2 separate regions of the Homo sapiens genome follow, and region 1 is linked to region 2. Evidence: read pairs that join two places in POLR2A ChIA-PET (ENCODE). Cell type or tissue: MCF 10A. All regions are shown on one strand. Each heading gives the region's core, and the rest is flanking DNA. Links, peaks and the distances in the headings are about the cores only.

The links. ChIA-PET counts read pairs that join two places held together with the same protein. Peaks named below come from ENCODE experiments on the same cell type or tissue, not always from the same donor. Only the 100,000 strongest peaks of a DNase experiment are listed, where the experiment ranks them.
Region 1: POLR2A ChIA-PET joins it to region 2 with 5 read pairs; 5 of 35 experiments call an interaction of 5 or more read pairs at or near these places.

The regions. Positions count from the first base shown.
Region 1 is chr5:135,104,239-135,108,624 of GRCh38, forward strand. All of the region lies in intron 2 of PITX1-AS1 (PITX1 antisense RNA 1), which reads left to right. Among named protein-coding and RNA genes, the nearest start is that of EPIST, 66 kb to the left of the region's middle. In MCF 10A, for the core only: no CTCF peak of the experiment used is centred there; a DNase peak (open chromatin) is centred at 2,543.
Region 2 is chr5:135,154,550-135,158,935 of GRCh38, forward strand. The region is part of intron 2 of PITX1-AS1 (PITX1 antisense RNA 1); the gene reads left to right. Among named protein-coding and RNA genes, the nearest start is that of LINC02900, 91 kb to the right of the region's middle. In MCF 10A, for the core only: no CTCF peak of the experiment used is centred there; DNase peaks (open chromatin) are centred at 2,282 and 2,752.

The sequences.
Region 1 (4,386 bases), core at 125-4,124, 50 kb before region 2:
CTGGCTGATGCTATGGCAGTGCCTGTGTTAGCCACCTTAGCTATTTTTTTTTTTTTCGGAGACAGAGTCTCACTGTCACCCAGGCTAGAGTGCAGTGGCGCAATCTCGGCTCACTGCAACCTCCACTTTCCGGGTTCAAGAGATTCTCCTGCCTCAGCTTCCCGAGTAGCTGGGACTACAGGCACATGCCACTAGGCCTGGCTAATTTTTTTGTATTTTTAGTAGAGACGAAGTTTCACCGTGTTAGCCAGGATGGTCTCGATCTCCTGACCTCACGATCCGCCTGCCTCGGACTCCCAAAGTGCTGGGATTACAGGCATGAGCCACCGTGCCCGGCCCACCTTAGCTATTCTTGAGCCTTTCACAGATATGTTTTGTGGCTCGCTGGTCCTGGGAGATACTACGTGGGAAAAGGGTTCCATAGTCTAATATGTTTGGAAAATACTGTATCTTATCTACTGTCTTGGAGAATCCTCATGCACATTATTATATCAAAGGCTGTGAGAAGTCCTTCAGTAAAGAAACTGATTTAACTTTCTCTCATCTAGCTTCCTTCAAATATATTTGAATCTAAGCATGCCCCTCCTGTATGCCTGATGACCATCTACAGAACTATAGCAATCTGTAGAAAACATGTTGGGACACCAACAATGCCACTTCCTTTTTCACAGGGGACACTTTGTGTTTTGGCCACCTGCCCAAACAGTGCCTGGGAGGACTCTGGAAGACTTGTTCTTGGTTGAGTTGGAAAATTAGCCCCAGTCTCCTGTATTTGTGTTTGCTGCCCTTAAGTGAGGCCATAGCATAGAGTCAGGTAGGATGGGCAGGCACAATTCCCCACAGCGCTTTTCACACCACTACAGCCCAGTCTTGGTTCTTGGAACAGGAAAGGGACAAGGCATTTGAACTAGACACACATGGATGGTTGCATGAAGCCCCAGAATTCCTGGTCAGGGAGTTCTTACAGACCCTGGTCCTGGGCTTCATTGGTTGTTGGAATCCCCTCTGCAACATAGTATCTGTGGGTCCATGCCACAGGGGTCCACTGGCCTGAAGTTATGGCACTAGGAAGAAGGCATCTGAAGGCGGCCTCAGGCCAGAGCCTGCTGGGAGCAAAAGCCGAGCTCTCCCAGTCATGTTGAGCTGCTACTTTGAGTAGTCCTGCACATCAGTCTTCACCAGGTTCTCAACATTGACTGACTGCACATGAGAATCAGCTGGAGAGATAAAAAAATCCCGATGCTCAGACAGCACCCCAGACGTATTCAATCAGAATGGGGTGGGGATGGGAAGCTCAGGCATGAGTAGTTTGTCAAGCTTCCCAGGTGATTGTAATGCACAGCCATGGTGAGCAGATGCACCAGAGCCACGTTGGGAGAGTAGGTGTTGTAGGAAGTGGAGGTGAGCAGGAATTCATGGCTCTACCCTGGGCCCAAGCACAACTGCATCTATTTGCCCTTGAGAAGCAAACAAACCCATGGTCCTGCTTGGGCAACCCTTGGCAGGGTTGTGGCAAACCCCTTGGGTAAGGAAGTGGGAGCATCCTGCTGTGTTCAGATCAGAGATGAGGAGGATTGCCAACATTCTTGAGCATCTACTGTGTGCCAGGCACTGTGCCACACATGGCCTCATTTAACTCTCACATTCCCTCACGAGCTAAGATTTCCATTAGAGGTGTCGAAACTAAGGCACAGAGAGGTTATGGAATGTACCCAAAGTCACAGCGATATTCTTAAGTGATAGAGCAGTGAATTGAATCCGGGATGTCAGAGGTGAAGAGCTCTCCGTGTGGTACTGGTGAAGGGCTTGTTGTTCATTTGGGCGGAGTCATTTGTGGGAGGATATGGCTGGGGTCAGCAGAAGAGGTTTCTGTGTGTGTGTGTGTGTTCACTGAATTTCAGGGTTGGAAGTGTTTTTCTGTGGGCTGAGGGGAAGGAGATGGGACTAAGGAGAAACAGAATCAGTCGGGTATTGGAGCCAGCTCTCACATGCAGATTATGCATATTTCTTCCCATCTCTGAGTTCAGTGACATCTCGTTGGAAGCTTGAAACCAGCCAAGTGGGAGTATTTACACCACAGAAATTGGCAAACACTACAAATCAGGTGTTTATTTATTTTCTCAGAAAGTTGGCTGTTAAACATTTACCAGCACGCCACTGGAGGGAACCCAAATCCTAGGCCCAGCTCCTTTGGATTAAGGAAAGGGGGAGAAGATTGGGCCCAGAAAGAGAAAATTGAACAAGAAGCTGTTTGTACAATGGAGTAAATAGTTGCATCAAGGGAAATGAAACAAGAGAGGGGAATGAGCTTCTGTGACTTGGGGCAAGACAAGAGGAGCATGATTAGTGCTCAGTAAATGTTTATTTGTCTTAAAATTGGGATTATTGAAAAAACAGCAGATTTAGCCGCAGTAGAGACTGGGATAGAGATGAGGAAAAGGCAGGGGCCATTTGTTAAAGATCTGCAGACTGCCATGGAAGTTTTGCCACACCATGGCTAGGAGATGAGCTCAGAGAATCAAGTTGCAGCTTGCAGGTCTGTGGCCAGAAAGTGATGTGTAAGTCCATTTCCTGAGGCTGCCTCATGGAGGTGGGAGTGGACAGAGGCTCCAGCAGTGAGAGGGTTAAACCAGAATAACAAGGGGGTGATTTATCTCAGCCCCAACATTCCCTTGCTCATGGCTCTGACTGGCCCTGCTTATGCTCCCGGGTTGCAAATTTACCTATTTGTCAAGTCCCTCTCCACAGCCTGGCTCTCTCTGGCTGCTTGTGTGGTTTATTAAAGAGGCCTTTGCTACCTGTCATCTCAAACAGCCTCCTTTATCCAAAACAGAATAATAGAGATATCTCCCTCCAGGGACGCAGGATGCAAATGCCCGAGGACAGGTTGCCAATTTGCTGCGTGTATTAGGGGAAGGAAGCTGTCAAGGGAAACGGCCGGGATCCAGGCTCTTCTAACAAGCTCATTTCTGGGTTGAGGGGAGACCTGGGCTGCTCGAGTTTAGATTACGTGGGCACACGCCTCCGCTTTCCTATGGACAGCTGTCAGCAGCAATCGAAACAAAATTGGCTTTCTTCCTTTTCCCCTTCCCCCGCTCGTCCTCAGTAGCAAGGCCCTGCCAATAACTGTCAAGAAGCCATCCAGCTGCCGAGGTCGCCTTGCCCGCACCGCAGCACGCCCTGCTCTGCAGTGGGTTGGGCCCTGGTTTACAGTCTGTGGAAGTATGTCCTGGCTGGCGCAACCTTGTTTGCTGGGGGCCGAGGGGAGAGGGGTTGTTTCCTCCTCCCCTAGAGAGAGTTAATCAAAGAGGGAATTCTGTCCTGGTGGCACCTGGGAAAGATGTTCCTCCTGGCCCTCATCATAGGGGGATGCGAGGGCCTCCTTCCTGCCAGGAATCTTCCCACGACAGACTTTGGTTTGACTCTTATTCACCTTACAAAAGAGCACTGCCCTGGCTCTGGGGCCGGTGACCTGCCTCCAGGATGGCTGGGCAGCGAGAGGACTCAGGCACAGAGAGAAGGGTCTGGCATACCCACCAGACGATCGCTTTATCTCCTCTGCTCCTCACAGAAACCCTGTGCAGCCTGACCCCACTAATTTCAGAAAAGGAAGTTGCGAACCAGGGGCCTACTGGAAGCTGGTTAAGGGCCAGGCTCACAACTTGAACCCAGGACAGGACTGTTTCATTTCCTGCAGAAGATCAAGGCCTCTCTGGCCACCCTTGAGGGTCCTGCGGGGTCTCCTGACCGTAGGAAGGTGGTCTTGGTTGGGTATGCACGTGGGACCTTCTGGGTCCCTAAGAGCTCTCATGACCCACAGGTTCCCTGCTCCCCACCATGTCCTCCACTCCACTCCTGATGCTGCCTCAAGACTGAGGTCCCCAGGCAGGGCAGCGAGTGCCCAGAGGTGTTCCATGAATGTGGCAGGGGTTTGTCCTGGAGCTGGGCAGAGGTGACCTCAGAGCTTGGAGACACCTGCTGGGGCTCATGCTGCAGCTGGGGGGCCAGGGCTGGGCCAAGGAGGGCAGAGCCATGTGGGAGACTAGCTTAGCTCAGGGTCTTCCTTGATTGGGAGCCAGACAATGCTTTGGACTCTTTAAAATGAGCCTCAGAGTGGGGTTCAAGGCCCTGTGGGGCAGGCTGAGCATCTGTCTTTGTCAGGGAGGCCCCTCTGAGCCAGGAGCACCACAGGGTTGGCTGTTGCTTTTGAAGGTTTGATTTCTCTCCAGTCCTCTTACTGCACCTTGTTTTTGGCAGATGCTCAATGAATTCTTATTGCTAGACTGCCTTACTCCTTCCTCTTCCCTGGTGGTGTTCTCACCTGCTTGGGGCCTCTTTGAGCCACCTACCAACACTGATGGCAGGTCCAGCACTGCACATGCCTAG
Region 2 (4,386 bases), core at 239-4,238:
GCAGTGGAAAAGGACTGAATTTCTATCCGGGTGGGAAAGAAAGATAAAGCTCTGTCAACTGAGGCATCTTATGGTGGACCTACCACTGCTACTTCCACGTCATCTATACCAGCCCTGGGTACTCTTGACCACTTCACCTGTGTAGATCCTCATCTTGGCCTCATTGGTTGTTCTGTCCCAGGGAAGAAATGTTGACTTAAAAAATAGGCTGGCCTTCTGGGATATTCTTCACTGCAGCAGCCCCATATTCAAGGTATGATGAGGTGGGGGTGAGAAGATGTGCTCTCTGAAGGACTTTCTAGAAAGAAAAGTCAGTGGCTTCCATCAAACCAGGAGCTTCCCACATGGTCTCTATGTGGTTGGCTGTGGGAGCGTCCAGGGTACCTGTTCCCTTCAGTGGAAAAGCAAGCCAATTAGCTTCTTTGGGCCCTGGGCCTCTTTTAAGATTGTCCTGGGTCATGGGCCAAGGCTGTGGTCTGCGCAGCTCAGAGTTCTTCCCAAGCAATGCCTTGGTTCAACTGGTGGAGCTTTTTGGAAGGAGGAAACCGTGGACTTGACGGCATTTGGCAGGTAAACCGTAGGTGCTTGGATGATTTTTAGAATTGGTATTGGGACCACAAGGGCAACACGTGTCCATCGTATACTAATATGTGCCACAGCCTCATGATAGACACAGGGCCTGGAGCTCGAGCATTGAGGAGGGAGTCCAGGTGTGTCTCCTCTGTTATGCCAGGCAGCTGACTCCCACTGGCAGCATTTTCCCAGGGCAGAGACCCACACTGTGCCAGGTCCTGTCCTGCTGACAGGCTACAGTGTAGGGCTCATAGAGCCAGCCCCCAAGGTCATGAGGACAGGGGAGACAGTTTACCACATACCAGGCCAATGATCAAGGTATCAACTCATCACAACCAGATTTGGTTTTATCTTGCAGAAATTTCAAAATTGAGCAAGATTTCAAAATAGTTATTTCACAGAGGTTTCAAAATGGGAAGACCTAAAGCCCTATCCTGTCAGCCTATCCTGGCCTGAGCTAGGCCAGGGTGCTGTCTGGCTCCTAACTCCTGTCTTTTCTCCCCAACCTCTTGCTACAGCTCTGTAGGATTGGGCTCCAGGTACTAAATCCTGCCTGATCTTGGGAAGGGATCATAAGCCATGTGCATAACAGCATGTCCTGAGAAAGGGCCCAGGGCATCATCTTCTGCCATGTACAGCAATCTCTGTTGGTGGCTGGGGCACTGACCTCAGATCCAGGCTTGGGCACCAGTTCCCACTTGACTGAGTGGTCTTGGGGAAGTCCCTTCACCTGCAGGCGTTGGTCTTCCTACCTGGACAACAGTGGCGATGGTGGGTTGCACCAGAAAGTCTCAGCCAGTCTGTGGTTCCAGGCTCAGTATCCTCACACAGTGGTATGCTCGTCCCCATTTTCTAGCTTAAGCCATCACGCTTCCTAGATTGCACCTGGCTATGCTGGAACAAATCCAGCCCCACTGGGAAGCCTGCTTTCCTTGTCTACTCCAGCACACAGTGATTTTCCTTCCTTGTGATTTCCATTGACCCATTCACTGGACACACTTCCTACCTTGTGCTGTAATCTCTCTCTCTCTGTCTCTCTTCTCTCTCTTTGTAAGTATGTTTTCTCCATCAAGATTGGGAGCCCAAGTACTTCCCTCCTCCATGGCATGTGGACATACTTGGAATCCACAAACATGACAAATAACTCAGAATCATGGTGATCTAGGGAGTGAAGTATCCTGTGCATCATATATTTTTCCTTGGGTTCTAACAGCTTTCCTTGGGGCCTAGCATGAAGTGATTTTGGTGGTTCCTCATCATGCCTGCAATTGTGTGGTCTTTTCCGCCTGAGGGTTGCCACAGTGTAGCTGCCCTCTATCCTGAGGTGCCCAGGGACTAGTGAAGGACAGGAATCGGGACAGGGCCCCTTGGGTCCCACTGCACAGATTCCCATGTGCTCACTGCTCCCCAGCCCTTCCTGGAGGCAGGCGTGGGATGGGTCTGGAGGGAACAAGGACAGCTAAGTCATTGCCATGGATTTAACCGGCTGGCTGGGCCCATATATGCACAGATTGTGGGGATGTGGACTCCTCCTTCCCATGCTGGAAATGGGCCCCAGAAAGCTACCACCTGCCACTTCTGTTGGGCGGGCGGGAAGAAGCTTGCACCATAGATACTGTGAAGTCTGCAGGTTTCACTCGGTTGGGATTTGTCATCTGGCAAACAGTCAAGTATCTGCCATACCTGGCCGAGTCAGCTGCAGCCTTCATGGCCAATCCGCATGATGAAGTATCCAGTCAAGTTTTGGCAATTCCAAAGGTGTGGCAATCTTGGTTGCAAGGGGCCAGTGGGGAGCATTGCGACAGAGGCCCTTGTGCTGGACCTGCAGGACGCCCCAGGAAGAAGGTGGAGGGTGGAGGGCACCCTTGACAGTTGACATCTGTGTCAACAGCGCCCAGTGACACACCGGGGGAGGACGAGCCTGCACTTGGCAGGCCAACAATGAGCTGATTGATGCAATGAACTTTCCCCTCAAAGGCCCCACCACTGCCTGGGGAGCCTGGGCCAATGGTGGTCTGCCTGCTTCCCCTGTAGCGATCCGCTGGCAGCCTCAGAGCAGGGAATGGGGGTGGGTATTGGCTCCTGATGGGGTCAAGACTTGTCCAGGATCCTCTAGGAGCCTGCTGTGGAGTAAGGAGAAGGCTGGCAGCTCCTGGACATGCAGGAACAAAGGCCTGGGAGAAATGAGTGGTGTATGAGTGGGAGTGGCTGGGCCCTGGGTGGGTGATGTGTCTACGGTGCCTCCCACCTGGCATGAGGAGGGAGGAGCTTCATGAGCTGCTGGGGAGGCAGGTATGTTTGTCCTCCCATAAAATGTGGCCCAATTTATAGGGGTTGCAAATGTTCCCTAGAAACCTTACCCATACTGCACGTCTGGGCTCAGTTCAGCACTGGGGATGAAAACCTTGGCCCTTCTTCTTAGACCCTGTCCCTCCTTCTCCATGTATACATGCATGTGTGTGCGCACACACACGCTCTACCTTGCCAGCTGAGGTTGTATGATTCATGTTGCTGGGGAGCTCAGACTACTCAAGGCCATGGTGCTGGGAGACTCCATATCTGGGTACGGATATTTAGTCTAAGCAGGCCTCAGGTCATGGGACCCTCTAGTTGACTCTGCTAACAAAGACTTCTCCACCTACTTTTTTTTCTATGCTGTATCCCCAGATGAAGCAAGCCCAACAGACCTAGGTTACTCAACAGGGCCCTTAAAACAGGTCATTGCCTCTCTCAGGGTCTCAGTGTTACCACCTGCTCAATGGGGCAATAGTGTTGGCTCAGTATGGATCTTGGGATTGTGTGAGTTTCCAGAGAAAAAGGGGAGAAGGTCCTTTCAGAGCTGAGCAGAAGACTAGAATTCTCCAAAAATCCAAGTTTGTCTAGCCCAACTCCTATTTGAAACCTTTCAAGGCTCCTTCAATGGTAACATTCAATGATTATTTTCAGGAGAGAGGCCAAAATGCTTATCAGAATCCACCCTCTGCTTATCTCAGTTCTTCAATGCCACACTATTTCCCTGTCCCCTTGTTTTCTACATTCCATCCATGCTGGCCTCTTTCTTAATATCTGACATACAGAGGCCTCATGGTGGGATAGAACGCGGAGACTATTGGCTTCTTTGCTGGGAATGCCTTTCTTCCTACATCCCTCTCTTTTTCCTTTCCATCTGGTTAACTCCTGTTCATCTCTTGGTTCTTAGAGCAGTTGTCCCTGTAGATATTTTCTACCTTGTTTTTTATTTTTTTATACATCATAAACATAATTTTTTTAATAGACTCTGAGAAAATTCTGTTATCTGAAATGTAAATCTGTTTCAGTATTTTGATTCATGATGTCTTATTTCCTTGTGTGCCTGGTTATTTTTGACTATGTGCTGGTCATTAATGCTAAATTATTTTAGAAATAATTCATTCAGAGAGGATTTTATTTGCTTCCTCTGGGCTGTGGAGTGCTGTCTGTTAATTTAAACATGAGATTCATTTAACTCTCGGGTTATTTGAACAGGAGCTACAGGCTCACAAGAGGGCTAGTTTATTTGTAGTTCACCCTCATGCTGGGAGTAAACCCCTTTATGGGCTCATTTTACATAGGTGGAATTGACACTTTGACTTTTGTACCCCTCATTTTAGAAGGTCACCACCAACTTCTTCCAGATCAGAAAATGTCCTCAGGGCTAATGTGGCTTTGAAGGTTTGGCTTATTTTTTTATGTCCTCACGTTTTTATAAATTTTGGTGTGGTAATTCTTAGCCATGTTATAGCTTTTTGATTCTTTTGAGAAAATTGAATTTATTCAGACTTTTTCAGGTATCCT